2 separate regions of the Homo sapiens genome follow, and region 1 is linked to region 2. A link is an interaction called in ENCODE POLR2A ChIA-PET data of the cell type or tissue named here. Cell type or tissue: PC-9. All regions are shown on one strand.

The links. Peaks named below come from ENCODE experiments on the same cell type or tissue, not always from the same donor. Only the 100,000 strongest peaks of a DNase experiment are listed, where the experiment ranks them.
Region 1: POLR2A ChIA-PET joins it to region 2 with 5 read pairs; 6 of 35 experiments call an interaction of 5 or more read pairs at or near these places.

Annotation. Positions count from the first base shown.
Region 1 is chr4:112,725,088-112,727,587 of GRCh38, reverse strand. It overlaps a transcript of ANK2 not described here. Among named protein-coding and RNA genes, the nearest start is that of MIR302CHG, 76 kb to the right of the region's middle. In PC-9, no CTCF peak of the experiment used is centred here; a DNase peak (open chromatin) is centred at 1,337.
Region 2 is chr4:112,649,598-112,652,097 of GRCh38, reverse strand. LARP7 (La ribonucleoprotein 7, transcriptional regulator) reads right to left here. Exons shown (of 13, transcript NM_016648.4): 9 at 2,412-2,500; 10 at 1,516-1,637. MIR302CHG (miR-302/367 cluster host gene) reads left to right here and starts at 2,047. Exons shown (of 3, transcript NR_146092.1): 1 at 2,047-2,106. In PC-9, no CTCF peak of the experiment used is centred here; no DNase peak of the experiment used is centred here.

The DNA of each region.
Region 1 (2,500 bases), 75 kb before region 2:
GATTTTGTTTATCTTTTCAAAAAACCAACCCTTGGTTTCATTGATCTTTTTTATCTTTCTAGTTTTATTTATTTATTTATTTCTAGTCTAATAATAATTTTAAATTTAAATTTAAAAATAATAAATTTCCTTCCTTCTACTAACTTTGGGCTTAATTTGTTCTTTTTCTAGTTCTTTAAGGTGTAATATTAGGTTGTTTAATTTGTAATTTTATAAAAATTACTTGGATGTATACCATATGCTTTATTTACAATATTTCAATCCTTACAGCAACCATAATCTGTGATATTATTTTCAAGTGATGAAACTGAGGCTCAGAGAGGATTTATAACTTTCCAAAGGCTATACATCTAGTCAATAATATTCAGTGTATTTGAACCTGATCTCTGCTGGCTAAATCTTATGTTCTCTCCAATATCACACATTTAATGCCATAATTAAGAGAGGACTTTTCTCTAGTTCCATATAAAAATTTGAGTTAAACAACACAGAACATAGTATTTTAACCATAACTATTCTGCATACTACAGCTAGTCTCTGAATTATATATGTATTATATAATTTTATATATAAAGTTCATAGTAAGCTATGGATACATATTTATAAACACTGAACATTTTATTACGTATTTTCCAATAAATTATTGATAATTCTGAAATTAAAAGTTTTACTTTGATTTCCATACCTTTTAAACTTACTTTTGCAATAGGAGAATTCTTTTTTTTTTTTTTTTTTTGAGACAGAGTCTCCCTCTGTCACCCAGGCTGGAGTGCAGTGGCGGTGATCTTGGCTCACTGCAAGCTCCGCCTCCCAGGTTCACGCCATTCTCCTGCCTCAGCCTCCCGAGTAGCTGGGACTACAGGCACCCACCACTACACCCGGCTAATTTTTTGTATTTTTAGTAGAGATGGGGTTTCACTGTGTTAGCCAGGATGGTCTCGATCTCCTGACCTTGTGATCTGCCCGCCTCGGCCTCCCGCAATAAGAGAATTCTTAAAATAAGCTTAAATTTTAGCTCTGAACTATAAATACAGCATTCATTCTGCAACTTGAAAATTTTGGAAATCTATTCCCTTAGAAAAATGGCAAGGTGGGGGTGGGAAGAAGAATAATACTGAATACAGCTTGGAGACTCTATCTCCAATACGAATGTTCATCTAACTTAGAGAGGTACAGAGAGTGAAAATATGTCTGAGGTAAGTCAACAGAATCATCTGCCTTCAAACAAACAGACACTATGTCTACAATTACAGAGAAATATAATACCTACATTTTATTCATACCAGGATGCCTTTATACATACTCAGGCATAACTCGAAACATGATCTGTCCATCACCACCTCTCTGAGACCTTATTCCACCACTCTCCTCTCCTATCATGTTTGAGCTACAACTGGCTCTCTTCCTATTCCTAGAACACACCAAACTGGTTCCACTTTTTACCACTGGCATTTGCTTTAACATCTGCTGAAATGCTCTTTCCCCAGATGTGTGCTTCCTCCTTCACAGACTTCAGATCTCTGCTTGACTGTCACTTATCAGGGAAGTGTTCTCTGACCACCAAATATAAATCTACCCACCCCACCCCAAGTGCTCTGTGCACCTACTTGTTTTATCTTCTTCATAATCCTTCTTACTACCTGATATTTTAAATTTTTATTATTTATTTATATTTTTAAATTGGATAAAATCATGTAACATAAAATTTGCCATTTTCACATTTACACTGTTGTGCTACCAATCTTCGAGAACTCTTTTCATCTTGCAAAACTGAAACTCTGTACCCATTAAACAACAACTTCCCATTCCCCCAGCCTCCAGCCCTTGGCTACCACTATTCTACTTTCTGCCTCTGTAAATTTGACTACTCTAGGTACCTTATATATTTGGAATCGTGGTTGGCTTTTTTAACTTAGGACAATGTCTTTGGCCAGGTGCAGTGGCTTACGCCTGTAATCCCAGCACTTTGGGAGGCTGAGGCGGGAGGATCACTTGAGGTCAGGAGTTCAAGACCAGCCTAGCCAACATGGTGAAACCCTGTTTCTACTAAAAATACAAAAACAGCCGGGCATGGTGACTCGCATCTGTAGTCCCAGCTACTCGGGAGGCTGAGGCAGGAGAATCGCGTGAACCCGGGAGGCAGAGGTTGCAGTGAGCCGAGATGGCGCCACTGCACTCCAGCCTGGGCGACACAGCAAGGCTCTGTCTCAAAAAAAAAAAAAAAAAAAAAGACTGTGTCTTTAAGGCTCATCCATGTTGTAGCATGTGTTAGAATTTGTTTCCTGTTTTTTTTTTTTTTTTGTCTGGAGACAGAGTCTTGCTCTGTTGCCCAGGCTGGAGTGCAGTGGCGCAATCTCGGCTCACTGCAACCTCCACCTCCTGGGTTCAAGCAATTCTCCTGCCTCAGCCTCCCGAGTAGCTGGAACTACAGGCGCCCGCCACCATGGCCAACTAATTTTTTTTGTATTTTAGTAGAGACAGGGTTTCACCTTGTTGCCCA
Region 2 (2,500 bases):
TTTCTAGAAGCCAGGGACTAGATCTTAACTCATCCCAACACTCAGCAACTATCACAAAACAGGCATTTAGTAACTGTTTGCCAAATTAAAAAAAAAAAAACTGCAGAGACTTACACTTGCTAGTCCTTCCCACTTCTTTACCTAGTTAATTAGTACCAAATTTAGATATAAAGCAAGTAAAAAACTCAGTATTGTTGAAATTTGAATGCATTCAGTAGTAGTAATGAGTTTTATAACTGACTTTTGAGCATATTCAATTACTACAACTCAAAAGATATATACTAAATATCCATTATAATGTCAGGCTAATCTCTTGATTTAAAACCCTTAGAATTTAAAACCCATAGAATGACAAATTAGCCTGGTAATCACATGGGCAAGTCACAGACAGTTGTAACCAACACAGCTCAGTTTTTGTTTCAGCAAAATGTAAGTAACTACTAACTGGATTAATGCAGGGATTGATTTTATGATTTTGATGATCATAAATGATGAATTTGTAATTGATAAAGTTACCCTTTAAATAACAGAAGTTATTTAATGAGTTGATTAGAAATAACTCTGAGCAATTTTTGTATTAAATGTTTTGCAATCTGATTAATCAGAGCAGTATTTACATCCCTCAATTTTCAGCTGTCTCCTGAAATGCAAGCTGGTAATAGCAATTTGGATTTGGCCAAATCCTTCACCAACATTGCAAAGAGGATCAAAATTTGTTTCTTAGTGACAGCTATAGGATTGTAGGACAGTATTTCAGATAAGGAGGGCTTACAGATAAACAAACCACCACCTCAATGGTATTCAAGTTAAAACCTGTGACTGATGAGTCTACGTAAAACCAAAACAACATACTAAGTGATGATGAATGTCAGTATAAGAAAATACTTAAAATATGTGGTATGTTACAGAGCATTTCACACTTTTTAAAAAGAAAAGGATTCACTTAAATGGGTGACAGGCAGGGTAAGGGTAAATAAGATATGGTACTCTCACCTAAAAGTATATAATTTCCCTAATAGAAAGTATTGCTACCAATGTGGTATAAAAGGCTACAGAAGATAGACTGTATAAAGCGAAAAAATTATAAACCTGTATGTACAGCAATTTGTAGCGTAAATTATATAGAAGTATGGGTTTTTTGGCACATGCGTGAAAAATTTTAAGAGGTTTTCAAAAATATTTTACTTTTCTATAATTAAAATTTTAAAGATAATCAGCACATAGGTAATACAAAAAAAATCAGTGCCAATAAAAATAAGCAAAAGTTACAATTTTCCTATAGAGAAGGATGTTTAAACTGTGCTTACATATAGATTTAGTGAGGAATTTCAGCCTCTAGATTTTGCTTCAAAATTAAACCTAAGAGTTACCATGGAATTAAAACTGTACAGTAGTTTACCATAGGGAAACAAATTCTAACTTGATTTGTTTTATCTTCCATATTCAAAACATTTTCACACAGGGAAATAATAAGAGAAGAAAGGAACAAATACCCTAGGGGCTCAAAATCATTACCCGGACTTGTTTCCTGCCAGGTAGAGGCTCTGTGCTAATGATCTTCACAATCACTCCACTCACGAACTGTGGTCCTGTTGCATTAACTTTCTCCTGGGTGCGACACTCTTCCCTGTTGGCTGCTGATTAGAAAAGGAAAAAGACCAGGACTAAATCTCTTACACTTAACAACAATTTAATACTTAGGAGGACTACCTTAGAATAATTCCTGAGGCAGATTTAAATAATTTAAAACGTATTTAATTTTAAAGTAAACAATTAAAGGTTATATGTCATACTGCTTATTTCAAAATACCATGAATAAAACTCAGAAAGTTTTATTATTCTACATGCAAATTGTTACTGCTAGAAGAGCATTCGTAAAGCCTTTAAATTTGCCCCTTCTCCCTGAACAAAGGAACAGTAAATTTTTACTCAATAAAGTTAAAAAAAAGTTAAAGGATACTGTGTTTTAAATACATTATTATTCAAACGTGAACATTTATTTTTACAAGAAATGAGAATTTAAAATGTATCCTAATTTTGAATTCATAGGAATTCTGCTTTAACTTGTTCCTGCTTGTGGTGCATACTACAGAATGAAATTAACAGGTGAGAAACTACAATCTTCATTCCTACAAACTTGCTCAGTCTGCAAACTCTGCACTCATGTGCTTGATGAAAACTGTAGAGAAAACTCAGGTTATTTAAAAAATTGTTTTAAATGAGCCTTTTAAATATTCTTATATCAAGAGTAAGTAACACATCTGGATAACTTAACAAATCAAGAATTGTTCTAATAATGAAATAGAATAATCAAGTTTTTTAAAATTAAAATTTATCTTATAACAACTCAGAGATAGCATTTACATATATAAGTACATTATAATGTTGTCAAAACTATCAGTGATCTTTACTTTTTTCATTTTTCATTCCAGTGTTTTGAGGTACTCCACTGTCTGTTTCCATTTCTGACTCTGATTTTATTTGGGATATTGTTTTTTTT